Regions from separate parts of the Homo sapiens genome. Here all the other regions are linked to region 5. Evidence: chromatin contacts called from ENCODE Hi-C or POLR2A ChIA-PET data. All regions are on one chromosome and are shown on one strand. Each heading gives the region's core, a stretch centred on a gene start or an enhancer-like site at or near the end of the contact. The rest is flanking DNA. Distances are from core to core; before and after follow the strand shown. Region 1 holds the start of SLC1A3-AS1 (SLC1A3 antisense RNA 1). Region 2 holds the start of NADK2 (NAD kinase 2, mitochondrial). Region 3 holds the start of OXCT1 (3-oxoacid CoA-transferase 1). Region 4 holds the start of RIMOC1 (RAB7A interacting MON1-CCZ1 complex subunit 1). Region 5 holds the start of RICTOR (RPTOR independent companion of MTOR complex 2).

What was found. Hi-C counts contacts between places; a loop is a spot of excess contacts on that map. ChIA-PET counts read pairs that join two places held with the same protein, here RNA polymerase II (POLR2A). Pooled maps may share reads with other maps.
Region 1: a map of GM12878 shows a loop between it and region 5 (6-fold over the local background). The contact joins the promoter of SLC1A3-AS1 here to the promoter of RICTOR in region 5. A Hi-C loop is called at or near these places in 1 of 168 maps with a recorded cell type or tissue (GM12878), 3 of 37 single-sample maps with no recorded cell type and 5 of 50 pooled maps.
Region 2: a loop to region 5 is called in a map of B cell, with 14 times the contacts of the local background. The contact joins the promoter of NADK2 here to the promoter of RICTOR in region 5. A Hi-C loop is called at or near these places in 1 of 168 maps with a recorded cell type or tissue (B cell), 2 of 37 single-sample maps with no recorded cell type and 12 of 50 pooled maps. POLR2A ChIA-PET finds 5 or more read pairs at or near these places in 1 of 52 experiments (Panc1).
Region 3: a loop to region 5 is called in a pooled map, with 8 times the contacts of the local background. The contact joins the promoter of OXCT1 here to the promoter of RICTOR in region 5. A Hi-C loop is called at or near these places in 5 of 50 pooled maps.
Region 4: a loop to region 5 is called in a map of B cell, with 6 times the contacts of the local background. The contact joins the promoter of RIMOC1 here to the promoter of RICTOR in region 5. A Hi-C loop is called at or near these places in 2 of 168 maps with a recorded cell type or tissue (B cell and CD8-positive, alpha-beta T cell), 1 of 37 single-sample maps with no recorded cell type and 11 of 50 pooled maps.

What each region holds. Positions count from the first base shown.
Region 1 is chr5:36,723,918-36,726,617 of GRCh38, forward strand. SLC1A3-AS1 (SLC1A3 antisense RNA 1) reads right to left here and starts at 1,271. Exons shown (of 2, transcript XR_007058736.1): 1 at 1,197-1,271. RefSeq lists an enhancer at 1-268.
Region 2 is chr5:36,240,575-36,243,274 of GRCh38, forward strand. It overlaps NADK2 (NAD kinase 2, mitochondrial), which reads right to left and starts at 1,351. Exons shown (of 12, transcript NM_001085411.3): 1 at 925-1,351. The coding sequence starts at 1,224. LOC124900962 (a long non-coding RNA gene) reads left to right here and starts at 1,328. Exons shown (of 3, transcript XR_007058733.1): 1 at 1,328-1,454. RefSeq lists enhancers at 256-325, 1,676-1,875 and a silencer at 416-1,435.
Region 3 is chr5:41,869,138-41,871,837 of GRCh38, forward strand. OXCT1 (3-oxoacid CoA-transferase 1) reads right to left here and starts at 1,288. Exons shown (of 17, transcript NM_000436.4): 1 at 1,144-1,288. The coding sequence starts at 1,221. It overlaps OXCT1-AS1 (OXCT1 antisense RNA 1), which reads left to right and starts at 893. Exons shown (of 3, transcript NR_046635.1): 1 at 893-1,055; 2 at 1,154-1,245; 3 at 1,629-2,700. LOC102723752 (a long non-coding RNA gene) reads left to right here. Exons shown (of 3, transcript XR_925956.4): 1 at 1-465. RefSeq lists enhancers at 925-1,004, 1,835-1,884.
Region 4 is chr5:41,902,913-41,905,612 of GRCh38, forward strand. It overlaps RIMOC1 (RAB7A interacting MON1-CCZ1 complex subunit 1), which reads left to right and starts at 1,432. Exons shown (of 6, transcript NM_175921.6): 1 at 1,432-1,555. The coding sequence starts at 1,456. RefSeq lists enhancers at 865-1,004, 1,116-1,662, 1,415-1,534.
Region 5 is chr5:39,073,105-39,075,804 of GRCh38, forward strand. It overlaps RICTOR (RPTOR independent companion of MTOR complex 2), which reads right to left and starts at 1,295. Exons shown (of 38, transcript NM_152756.5): 1 at 1,225-1,295; 2 at 1,007-1,054. The coding sequence starts at 1,273. RefSeq lists enhancers at 128-654, 1,181-1,707 and a silencer at 593-1,492.

The DNA.
Region 1 (2,700 bases), core at 21-2,520, 2.3 Mb before region 5:
TGTAAATATTTGTTAATGAGTTTAGTGAAGTGCTACATGGAGGAATGATCTAGCCAATGAGAACAATGTGCACCAGCCAGTTGGATTCTTGAAGCTGCAGAGACTTCATCTTCAGCCACAGCAGGTGGCTGAGGGCTAGAGTTACTTGGGACTTTCCCCAATGCTCTAGTTCCTTCTATCTCTTGGAAACAAGTCTGGCTCAATATGTTCAGCAGCCCCATTGATGTTGCCCAGAGGAAGTGTGGATCAGGGCTCGCTGACCCCAAGGTTAGCAGCAGAAGAGCAGGGCCTCTGCCTCCCCAGCCAGGAAGCCCACAGTCTTGGCCACATGAATGAAGGAGGTCTTGGCAGCATCTGACACACCTCGGGGTAATGATTTAGCCACCCCAAATTACCGTGTCTCCACAAAATAGTCACTTGGGGCCACACTACATTGTGGAGAGATAATGAAAGAGCTTCTATTTTTGAGCTATCTTTTCCTCATATGCGAATAATTTCACACACAAAAAAATGAGAAAACCACTTCTCTCTGTCACCTACAGAATCAGGAACAGGGATCAGATTATCTTTTAGATACCCGCCCCAAAAAGAAATAAAAATCAAGAAAACATGGGTAAATACCATGGTGGACATTTAAATGAAGCTGAGAAAGAAAGCTTTCTCTATTTAGAGAAGAATTCAAAATGGATGGCAGGAGATTTGTTGAAAATAAGGAAGAGGGAGGGAAAGGTTAGTAAATAATAGGTCAAATCTTCAGCCTAGAGGGCACTACTAAGTTTTCTTTTGTTCCCCCTTAGGTTTCCTGGTGTAGCAGTGCAGTTGCAACGTAGTTTTGTTTTTTGGGTTTCTTTAAACCTAGAGTGGTAAGAGGGACTTGGTGGCGATGGACTGCCATGGGTCGGTTCCTTAGAGGGCTCTTGAGTTTTTCCCACCTGTCTCCAACTCCAGGGCCACCACTCTAATAAAGCCACTGCCATCTCTGACCAGCTCCCCTGCTGTGGCTTTCACTCTTGCTCTCTTTACAGCCCATTCCACACAGCAGCAGCCAGCATGGCACTTCCCGTTCTGGGCCCCTCCCACTGACTGCACCCTGTGCTTGTCCTTCATAGTGTGTAAAGATCTGTATGTGGGGTGATTTGACTAACGGTTCTCTCCCCTTAAGTATAAGTAAACCTATGAGGGCAAGGACTGCTTACCTTAGCATCCTTGGTTCCTGGTAGGATGCCCATCCCATAACAGGCTGGAGCTCCTGGGTGTGTGGGAGGGAGTAGGAAGGAAGCAACAGCTGCCAATCAAAGGCCCATTTGGGCATGTGACCCTTAGCTAGCCAATCAGAATCCTTTCCAGGGTTGTAGCAGTTGAAGCTGTGAGCAGCTCAGTTGGTTGGGTTGTCTGTCTTGTCTTGGCTTGGATTCTCCCAGAAGGAGATCCTGAGTCAATGATTCGGGTGCAAGTAGATTTCTTCTGGGAGCCTTTCTTTAATAAAGCACTTGCACCTGAGTCATTGACTCAGGATCTATTTCAGGATCTCCTTCTTGAGGGAGAGGGCGAAACAGGATCCAGAAGAAGCAAAGCAATGGAGCAGGCATGGCATCAGGAAGAGGACAGGGAGGCTGCCGTAAGCCCAGCAGGCTCCCTTTCAGGCTGTTAAGGAGGGGGATGAGTACGAACATGAAGGTGGCCCAAGTAGCTCTAAGGTCCCTTCTCTCATCTCCTGTCCTTACCGGGGGCCGTAGGCTCTAGATAAAACGCTGCCCCACCACCCGCCAGGGCTTTTGTTTTGGCTCACCTTTCATCCGCCTTCTCAGACTCTGTCTGCCTTGGCTTCCCTCAGCTGAACCCAGGGAATTTGCATTTTGCTATTTTCCATCTGCACTGGGTAGCCTGGCTCCAGATGTTTGGGGCAGCAAATGCAGAAATTCCAGGCAAACGGATCTGATCATTCTCTGCTTGGCTCCACTCGCTGCATCCCAAGCACCAGATGCCTCACTGGTGTCTGCCTACCTTCCTGGGAGGCAGATCCACCGCTCATAAGATAGAGCCCAACGACAAGACCCTGTACTTATGGAGGCCTTTTATTTAACAACTCATTTCATTGAAGGAAAAATCTAGAATCTACTAAGACCTCCTGATATTTTTTAATTAACTAGAAATTGTGGATGTATCCCTCAATATTTTCATCTAAAGTGGTTGAAATGATAATGGAGGGGAAACTGTGTTTTAAAAGCGTGTTACTCCATTTCTTTCATTCACCTCCATCAATGATAATATGAGTTATCACTCTTAATATTAACCACGTGGCAGGCTTCATGCATTCTCACATACATTTCACCCTAAGGCCTGGAGAAGATAATTTCACCAAAGTCACACAGGTAGTACATGGAAAGGTGTAAATTTGAACCTGGATCTTACTGCAAACCCATACTCTTAACTGCTTCATTCAACTTTTGCCAGCAATCATTTGTCATAGACTAAATGCCAGAACCTAAGCCCAAGATTTTGCAGTATACAGAGGAGAAACTGGATGTCTTTTGAAATGCTTCAGAATGGTTTCTATAGTACATATCTGAGCAGCACTCCATGACCAAAGGATGCCAAATCCTTTGCCCCTTGTATTACACTTCATTCATTAGTTCATTCATTCATTCAACAAATGCTTATAAAGCACTCCTGTAAGGCATTATTCTAGGCACTGAGTGT
Region 2 (2,700 bases), core at 101-2,600, 2.8 Mb before region 5:
CGGGCACTCTCCTTTTCCTAAAGTTGGTGGATGGTGGTATGGGATCAGAAACTGTTTTTAAAGTTGGTGGGGGGGGATGACAACAGGAAGATTCAAACTCTGGTTTTTCCCTTGGATTTGTATCTTTGCAGATATATTAATAAACATATCAAATATGGTATATTGTGGAGATACTGCTGCACAAGAGTCGCAGGCTTTTTTATTTCACACACTACCCAGTATACCAGCCCCTTGTCCTGACATTTCTCCTTAATAACGTACATATACAAGTCAAATTTTCTCCCTTTTCCTTCTTAGCACCAAAGACCTGTGCTTTTAAAACAAGCTCGTAGTGTCCAACGACCACGTTCCAGCAAGGAAAAGGCTCACGCTGAAGGACTTTCCGGAGTGCCCTAGGCCTCGCAGTCCTGCAGAGTAAAAGGGGGTGTGTCCGCGGTTGTTTCGGCCCTTTTCCCCCGGCAGCCCTCAGCGGCGCCCTGGGCCCCCTTTCTCGCGGCGGCCAGGGGAGCTGTTCGCAGGGCGTCCAGACCTCAGGCCACTGGCTCACTTTCTTGGAGTGGGTCCCAACCAGGGAACGAGGGCGGGGGCGGCGAGGGCACCAACGAATCCTCAAACCCCTCACTCTGAGGCCACTCGGCAGCCCCTCTTCGCCCTCCCCGCGGCGCCCCTGCCTCCTAAGTCCCTGCATGAACCACTGTCCCTCTCTCTCCCCCTCTCCCCGGCCCTGCCTCTCCCTCGCACACACGCCCAAAGGCAAAGGAGGCCCAGGGAGAAGCCAGAGGACCTGGGGGCCGCGAGAGAGGCAGGACCGGCATCTGCGGTGCCCTGGGAAGAGTCGTCCCGAGAGGTCCCCCCGAGGGGGCGCAGCCGCCACCAGAGCCCCGGCCGAGCCCGGGAGCGAAGCGGGGCCGAGCCAGGACCCACCAGCTGCTTCAGGTCCTCCTCCGAGAGCTCCGCGTAACGGTACCGCTGCTGCTCGAACTCGTACCGGGTGGTTTTGGCCACCACCACCACCCGGGAGGGGCGGAAGCCGCCGTCCGCGCGGCTGCCACAGCCCGCCAGCTCGCGCGGCTGCCCCTGCCCCAGGTGCCGCCGGCCGCCACCGTCACCGCCCAGCCGGGGCCGCGCGGCGGGGCCTCCCGCACCCGGTCCCCGCAGCGCCGCCGCCCGGCCGCCCGCCACGCGACAACAGCTGCCCAGCAAGAAGCCTCGGTAGCAAGTCATCGTGGGCCGGGCCGCGGCCGCGGGCTTGGGCTCGGGCCCCTTGCCTCAGCTCCCTACCGCCGGGAGTGCGCGCCGTCCGCGCCGCCCGGGCCTCTAACTTCGCGCCGGACGGGCAGAGGTTAAGTGCCAGGACGTGCGTGGCCCACGCGGCTAGGGGGACGTACCCAGGCGTTGACGAAGGCGGGGAAAGCGTGGCGATTGGGAAACGGGAGACCCCACGCGGGAGAAAGGTGGGCGGGGAAGAAATGGAGGCCCCAGCTAGTGGGTTTTGTTTGTTTGTTTATTCGTTTCACTCACGCCTGCATAATGGCTGCTTCGCCGCCCGGGGGCGACCTCCCCGCACCACACGCTTCCCCGAGGTCGCTCTTCTCCCGCCCCCAGGCTAACTCTATCGGCCAATCAGAGCCCGCGGCGGCTCCGGATCCGAGGGGCCGCGCCATTGGCTGCGGCCTGAGAAAGAGGTAGAATTCTGTTAGGCGATTGCGTCGCCCTGAGGAATCCAGCTGGATCCGGTCTGAGGCGGCGCGGGGCCAGCGGGTGGGGTTTTGAGCGGCTGGCGGGAAGGCAGGTTCCTGGCATATGCTCGCTTGGGTTCTGTTCTGCAGGCCGACCACGTGCCCATTGGTTTATTTGACCAGGGTCGGTGTGATAGCTGGTGTGTCTGGGGCCGGGCTGGGGGCTGAGGAGGCGGACCCGGCTCCTGCTGCACCGTGTGCGTGGCTTGGCACGAAATCCTCTCGGCGTGGGACCCAGTGCCCGCCCCGCTGCCCCCTGCCCCCCCGAAGAGCCCTACCTATAGGACAAAGTCCAAATGAATTAGTTCTTTGAAAGCTTTTAACTGGAAAGGAGTGAGTTAAAGCAATGTTTGATGACTATTGATCTGGCTTTGGAATCTTGGGTAGCTTGGGAGGCAAGAAGAGGAGGAAGGGATGCTGTTGGGATAATGACCCGTGGAGTGATCAGGACCTGGGCTGGGGTGTGACGAGAACAGAAGGAAACGTCCCATTGTAAGGGGAGAACCACATGGCAGTGCACATCCTGCTGTTCAATTCCGCAGCTCCTTAGATCCCCTTCCCCTGGCACTGTGTTTGCTCCTTTGTAGTCCTGGCGCTACGTCGCTTCTGGACTTTGGGCAGGTTACCTCATCTTTCTGGGCCTCAGATTCCTCATCTGTAAAAAGGGGGTTAGGGTGACCCCAAGGTTCTACCAAGTCCAAATCGATTCAGTGAATCTATGACTCTCCTCACGGGCCCACCAGCACCAGCGTTCATTCGTGGGTTCCCGCGGTGTGCCTGCTGTGTGCCAGGTAGTGTATTGGACTGGGAGCATACACAATGAAGCCCGATAGGTGTTTACTTGGTAAAGTTCTACCACTGACCCGTTCTCACCAAGAACTTTCCCTCACAGCAGCTGCTAATAGTGACGTGTAGTGTAACAACCTTAATAACCTGAGCTTCTAGAGGTAACATCTATAAC
Region 3 (2,700 bases), core at 38-2,537, 2.8 Mb after region 5:
AAGAGGCATTTAAGAGTAAAATGGTCCAGTTCTGAACCATTCCCTAGCACCTACCGAAGGAGCTCAGTGGCTCCTCTGTGTTCTCAGCGGTCAGGGATTGGATGCAGGAAAGAGCAATGGGGCCAGGCAGGCACGCTTCAGGAGTAAGCACCGTGTGCATGGCACGCTGTCAAGCTCAGACCTATTACTGAATACCAAGGAAGAGGCTCCCGCGATTGAGACGGCGGGGATAAAGCCACCCTCCTGGACCTGGCGCTCTGGTCCTGTAATTCGCTCCTAGGGCTCCAGACAGGGGTGGGCTTACAAGCGAGGACAGTGCATAAGGCAAAACCACAAGTCAGTCCACGGTGGGAATGCCTCCGGATACCACTCGGTGGAGAGTCGGCAGTGGGGCACAAAAAGGATTTCAAAGGGCTCTGAAAACCGAAAGCCCCTAACCCGGATACGAGGGGCCTCGAGAGAAAGGTTTGTCCTCCCCTGCAGCCCAGGCGCGGGCCAGGGACACACCTCGGATGGTTTCCCAGCTTGGCCGGCAAGACGCCCTGGCGAGCGCTCCAGTCTACGGGGCAGCAGAGCCAAATAGGGAGGAGAGGATGGGAGCGGCATTCCACACCCGCCGCACCCGGCATCCAGCCCCGGTGAACTCGAGCAGAGCCATGGCTAACCCAGCCTCAGGTTCTGGGCCTCTAGAGGTTCCTCTGCCCAGAGATCCAACATCGGGGGCGCAAACCTACCCGCTGTTGCCTCACTCCTAAACCTCCATATACTGGCGCCCTCCTCCCCCCGTTCAGACCCTCAGAGTCCCTATCCAAGGGCGGGTGCCAGGAGGGAAGCCGACGAGCGCCAAAGGGCTCGGGAGCGCTGCCAGGAGTCCTCCCGCCCCTTCTCAGCCTCTCCGCGCGCTTCTTTATCGCGTCTCGCTCCATCAGGGAAGCGACTGCAGAACCAAGCAAAGGCGGTCATCCGAGGGGCCGGCGAGGCCAGGAACGCGTCGCCGCGTGTCCGTGACCAGGGCACCGCGCCACGGATGCCAGATCCCAGGCTGGAGAGAGCGGGTAGGGGCAGAGAAGAAAACGCGGGCACCACTCAGGGTTTGGTCCACGTTCTTCCTGCCCATGGCCTTCCTCTTCCCCCGCACTTTACCTTGTACCAGGTTGCCCCAGATCCGCGGGCAGAGGCGCAGAGCCGAAGCCCGGAGGAGAGGAGTTTGAGAGCCGCCATCTTCGGGCGGTGAGGCAGGAGGAGGCTGCGGGTTGGAGCGCGCGTTTGAGCGTCGGTGCGCGACTGCGAAGGAAACCCGGGCGGGCTGGAGGCTCGACAGCGCGTCGATGACGTCCTCCCGGCCTTTCGAGCCGCACGCCACCGGCGCGCTGCTGGCTGCTGCTTTTAAAAGAAGTGAGGCTGGGCGGGGCCCCGGCGGGGAGAAGAGGCTCTGTGCAGCCGGGGCGGATCGCGGGGAAGTTCCTCTCAGCGCCTCAGGTGTCTGGGCGTGTGCAGCTGTGTTGGCGCACACTTGCCGCTACAGCCCTTCTGTCAGCCCTTTAGCTTCGATGGGGCGCTGGTGGCCGCCTCCCCCTAGGTTGTGGATGAGTCTTGGCCTAGGGTTCAGGGCCCTCCGGCCGCGGGAGGATCTCCCGCCAAGCTTGTTGCTTTTCCAAGTTAGTGCCTGGCGTGTGTGTGGGCTGCATAGGGGCACCCCTCGAGGCCCCCTTCTCTTCTCCCGCCTGGACTGCGTTCACGTTTCTAACATTTCTCAGCCCCTTCTCCCCACATCTGGCCTTGGCTTACATAGAGTAAGTTTGCTGTGAGCACTTGCCTCGAACTGTCGGTCAAGAGGTGTGAGCAACAAGGCTTGCAGAGGAACAAGATTAAGACTGGACCTCTGTGACCTGAGTTTAGCACACCTTTTCTTCCCCATCATCCAAGTTTGCGAATTTCGGGCTCTTTCTCGCACTGGAGTCCCAGCAACCCCAGAGATTACTAAAGATGCAACCATAAAAGCAGTATATTGCTTTAACCTTAGGCAAGTTAGATAACTTCCCTAAGCCTCAGTGTCCTCATCTGCAAATTAGGATTGCTTGTGATACAACGTCATAACGTTTCTATGAGTTAATTCATGCAAAGTTTATGGCCTTATTATGAGGAGTCAATAAATGTTAGGCATTATTATAAGTTTATTCCATTGTAGCAGTTCATTGACATGGCACGTACATATTCGCCAAGCCTTGTCTTTTGACCAACTCCTTGAGGACATGAGCCACGACTGATTTCTCCAGAACTGTCTTTGCACTTAGCAGAGTGGAAAGACCAAGTGGAAGCTCAATAGCATTTTATTTGATTAAGGCCTGACCAAGTTCTGAGAATGTGATGTTAGTTTTGAACCAAAGCAAAGCACACAAAAATTAAATGAGATCTTAGCTTCCTTAGCAAATACAGTAAGGTAATGAACAGTGAAGATGCAGTTCAAAGTTTGTCCATAAAATCATTTGCCCTTTCATGGTATTCTTTTAACTCTGAACTTTTTTTTTTCCTGTAAATATTATAATTTTAGTCAAAATCAGTTAAGGAGTAAGATACCAAGTTAGACTATTCAATTACACTGGAGAAATTAACTTATTGCTAGTTGGTATTTCAACACATTTTAAGAAGTTGGATTGGGGGGAAATTCAAGTACTGTAACTAAAGTCCCATAACTAGTGA
Region 4 (2,700 bases), core at 182-2,681, 2.8 Mb after region 5:
TCCATTGCTGGCTCCCTACTTTCATTTTGAATTTATCCCTATTTCCCTATTTTTCCCCCTTTGTGTACAGATACGATCATTCTCCACCCTACCTTCCAGCACTTGCCCCTCTTCAACTACCACCTTCTCCATCCCTTGTTGAGAAAGCCTTCTCTCAACTTCTTGTTTATACTTAGATTCTTTTTTTCCTCACCTACAATTCCCACACTATTGAATAATTGTCTACTCCCACAGACCACATCATATCCCCTTGCCATCTTGCTTGTTGACAAGAGTGCATATGTGCCAGGCACTGTATGAGGCACCAAGGACACAAAATACATGATTCCTGTCCTCTATATTTAGGGTGAATTGTCAGAAGAAACTGGTATTACAAAGGTCAGTTAGAGAGTCATTGTGGTCAATCACTTATAAATCACAATACACTTTTTCTCTATTTTTAGTATTTTTCTATTACATATAAAAAACTACCTTCCATGAGAAACAATAGGATGGAGATTATTCAAGATATAGTGTGTCAAACTGAGAAATGAATACACAGAGTTAACGATTTGTTTGACCAGAGGCAAGAAAGCATTCACAGAATGCAAAGTGAAGTTAGACTTGCTGACTGAGTGCTTTGAAACTCCCGATTGAGAGGATGAACCTCATGCACAATTAGCGCCTTAAGGGAAGGTCTTGAGATGAAAGAAAAATGAAAATAGTTTTGTGGCCGCAGAATTTACTACCACTGGACGCAAGATGTCTAAAGTACTTTAAATGTGAACTCCAAGGGAGGTCAGAGATAAATTCGACTGCTAAAAATCAGATTTACAAAAGCAATATTCAACCATGTAGACTGGCAACTCCACTAGTGTTTGGAGCTCCCCATCCAGATGTACAACAAACTCTTGGAGACTTGGATGTGTTACACAGGGGGCCGGTCGGGTTTCCATTTAGGACCAGGAGATTATAATCACTTTATTTTAGCAACCTCCTTACTACAAGGCCAAAACTGACAGTCCTCTCTCCAGACCCTCGCGTCCGCCCTCCAGACTGTGCTTCCCGCGCCGGACAGGGAAGTGGGAGTGCGGACGACAATCCGCATCCTGCCAGCCAGACGTCACCAAGCTGTCTTCCAAGAGGCAGGCGGAGAGAGCTGACTTCCGATTGGGTCAGCCGAGGGGCACGGCTGGCTCCCTATTGGCTTACAGGAGGGGGCTAGAGAGAGGCGTGTCTCAACGTCACACCCGCCCCTAGTCTCCTTGCTGCTCAGGATTATGGGAGGGAAGGGAAGTCCAGGAGGGAAAAATGACCCGGAAAGACCTTTGCCGGCCTGGGCCAGCCCTCTTCCGGAGCTGATGTCTCCTCCCACCAACCAGGAGAGGTCCGCCCTAGGCCCCGCCCGTGCCGGGGGATCAGGTGATTGCGGGCCAACACGGTCACGTGACCGGGGCGCACCCGCCGATTGTGGCCATGGCGGCCGCAGTCTCTAGTGTGGTGAGACGAGTGGAAGAGCTCGGGGATCTGGCTCAGGCCCACATACAGCAACTTAGCGAAGCTGCCGGTGAAGATGGTGAGGGAGCGGAGGAGAGGGAGGCGGGCGGGGCAGACGGCGCTAAGGTACTGGCGCTCGATGGCTGTGAGGGCTAGAGGCTGAGGCCTGTGTTCCTTTGGGTCCCAGGCCGCAGGTGGTTACCCGAGGTCTGTCGCTTCTGAGCCCCTCTGCGCCATCGATTGCCCACTTCCCAGAACTCACAATGCCAAGGCGTTGTCTTCGAAAACCGCATTATTCAGAACCCATGGAAAATCTGTCTAGATCCGTGCTGGTGTAAACTGTCTCGGTAGCGATTGGAAGAAGGGCAGAATCTAAATAAAATACAGAAGTTTAAATAAATGGCTAAGATGAATGATAACACTCAAATTAGTTATGGTGGTTTGCATCCTGTAAAGATAAAAAGACATGTATAACAGTTCCACTTTTTCATTGCTGCGTTGTAATTTGCGTTTTACGTTTTGGATTCAAAACAACATTCTATAGAAGAGCTTTACATTGGTGTGTAGACTATTCTGCCCCATACATCATGCCAGTTCTCACAAGGGCTCTGTTAAGTATTGGCATACTTGTTTTGGAAAGGTCTAAGCTGTTAGGAAAAACTGGGCTAGGGAATTGCCTCAACCTTCTGAATTTAAGTCCAATTCTTTTCATTACGTCTCAGCTGCCTTTAGGTTCTACATTATTCCTTTTTGAGTTTGAGCAATTACTACAGATAGTTTTTAAAATTCTGTGGACTGACTCATATCATCGGACTCATAGGAAAACAGTGGTGGAACATTTTCTTAAGCGATTGAATAGTTGGTGAATTTGTTATTAAATAGGGTCTATGATGAAATGCCTTAGTTTCAGTGAATATTTTTTGCCAGATTATCATTTATCAGGAGTGTTTTGTTTTGTTTTGTTTTTAGAGGCAGAGTATCATTCTGTTGCTCAGGCTGGAGCCCCTCTAGTAGTGGGACAACAGGCGCACACCATCTCGCCCGGCTAACTTTGGCATATTTTGTAGAAACGGGGTTCACCATGTCATCCAGGTTGGTCCTGAACTCCTGGGCTCAAGCATTCCACCCGCTTTGGCTTCCCAAAGTGCTGGGATTACAGGCGTGAGCCACTGTGCCAGGCCAGGAGTGTGTTCTTTAAAGACCTACAGACCACCCTGAAGCCGA
Region 5 (2,700 bases), core at 45-2,544:
ATCTCATACAGAATGTCTACAACAAGTTTTTTTGTTTACTTCCTAAGGTGTTTTATAGACCTCAGAAACTGATTCTGTACAGCTGAACCGGGTTACACTCCAAGCTACAGCCCGTGTGAAATATGACTTCGTCGGAATCAGTAGGCTCAATCCTGTTTACCGTGGAAGAGAAAAGAATCTTGTACGTAACTACTAAATCTTCAACGAGATAATGTCGAATAAACTCTAGTACTGTAAGTGATAGAGGAAACACTGGCTAGTAACGGGATTAGGTCATTAAAAATATCACCCGAGTTTCCCCAGTTCGGAAGGTGTAAACAAACCCATCTCCACTGCAGAAGGTAAACAATGAACCTGCAGCAGGGTGAGGGGGCGGTCTTTAGCCAACTACAGTCCCAGCGGCCCGGGAAAGGGAAGCAGAAGGGAAACAGCATAAACCAGACATTTAGCAGTAATGACCAGTTCTAGGTTTCACTACCAAGTTATCAATGCTGCGGGTCCCCACAGGACGGTGGGCAAAGGGGAAAGCAGTCACGCAGTCGGCAAGCACCGAGCAGGTCCGGCTTCTGCTCCGGGGACGGGGAGGGCAGGATGTGGTCGCTCTTCCCTCAAACATCCTCCTGCAACCTAAATAACAGCCTCTACCTCCCTCCAGCTGCCCCTAGCTTGGGCTGCCGGACTCCGGGATAGGTGCAAACCACTCTGCCGGAGCTCGAGCCCAGAGGGTCGCCGGGTCTGCCGAGTTCCACTCGGGGCTCCCCCGCACCCGCAGCAGCCCGAGGCCCGGAGAAGGGCTCGGGCGAGGGAAGCGGGCGCTGGGTAGGGGGATGGGTCCGGCGAGGCGGCCCCGGGCTCGGTTCCCGCGGGCCGGCAGGCGGGGCTCCGGCTCTGGCCCCCGCACCCCGCCGGTCCCGTGCGGGGCCCGCCCCTGCCTCTGGCCCCCAGCCCCGGACCCGGCTCCTCCCCAGCAGCGCGCCCTCGCGGCGCCCGCGGCGCCCCGCGTTACCTCGGGTCAGATCCAGCGGGACGTTCTCCTCGCCGCTGTCATTCCGCCCTGCGCGAAACAGACACACAGCCCCAATTAGGATTGGCTCGCAGGCCAGCTGCGGCTGCCCTGGCTCCGGCCAGCGCCCCGGCTCGCTCCCCAACCCAGGGCCAGGGGAAGGCAAGTGCCAGGGGTGGCGGGCGCCGGGCGGTGGGGAGTGAGGGTTGCAGCGGGCTTACCTCGTACTCGGAGGTTCTTCAGAGAGCGGCCGCGGCCGATCGCCGCCATATTGACGGGTTTCAGTCACAACACCGGAAACCTCGCCCAATCGCGCGAGAACCCCTTCCCCTCCCCGCGCGCCGCGCCCGCCCCCCGCGGCACCTCCCCCGCCCCCTCGGCGGCGACGGCGGCGGGTGGTGCAGGCTCGGCCCCAGCGCTGAGGGAGCACTGAGCCGACCCAAGGTCTGCAAGGAGTTCGCGGCACCCGCCCGCCCACGCCGGACCCGGAGGGCACGTCCGCCGGGAGGGGCAGTTCCCACGAGGAAAGTCCCATTGATGCGAGTTGGCAGTGTAGAGGATGCTCCCCTCCGGCCGCCGCGGAAGCCGTCGTCCAAATGCAGGCGAGCGGGGAGGAGGAGGCCGGGATGCGGCCGGCGGGCCACCTGCTCTCGCCGGCCTGCCAGTCTCCTGCTTGCTCTGAAGCCCTGCCATAGACGGCCCCGCTCCCCCGTGTATCCACTGAAACATTTTTTTATAAAAACGCTGCGCACAGTTTTAGACTCCTTTCCTGGAATCGCTTTGCTCCAACTAAGTTAACACGTAACAAAGTTTGTTTTCCAGCCTCGCCCTTGATCTTCAGAATGCCCCTCTCGGCTAGGAGGGCTTCTCCAAGTGGAAGTGGTTAGGCAGTTTTGTTTTTGGCCGCCAGGCGTAGGACGCGAGAAGGGGGTGCAGCGGCCGGGGACCAGGGCGGCGGTCCCCGCGGTGGGATCGCGCCAGCGCCGGGAGGCCGGGGAGAGGGTGTTCTCTGCCGGGAGCCGAGGCGAGGCTGCTGGGTACTGTGTCCGGCTTTTATGGCTCTGCAGCTCCTAGGATCGTGGCTCATGCAGGTGTTGTGGATTAATCTATTTTATGCATAAGCCTATTAACATTAGGGATTTTAATTCTAGAAACTGCTTAGTTAATACGTATGTGTACACACACACACACACACACACACACACACACACACACACACACACACACACACACACACACACACACCTGGCCACTGACCCAGCAGCTTTCTCTTGAACTACATTTACTTTAAAGAGAGGAGCGATTTGTCCTCTCCAGTTCCTCAGCTCATCTTTCTATTCCATGAGACTGAAAGTTAATTAAAAGTGGAGATCTAGCCTTAACCAGTTCTGTTTTCCCAGCTCCCAGTTAATGCAATATCTGGCACAAATAAGTATTCAATAAATATCTGTTGGATGAGTAAGTGCCCTGGATTTCTAATTTATTCCAATTCTCTGCTTACTTTAAAAAAGAAAAAAAAAGCAATATTGGGGATATTTGTTGAAGTTGTTAATAAGAGTGAACATTTGGAAACACTTAAATGACCAAAGGTAGGGATTATGTAAATTATGTCAACGATTAAAAGTGAAGAGGTAGACTTAGTAATAGGAAATAATGTTCATGATATTAAATCAAGCAAAATATTACAAATTTCCTGT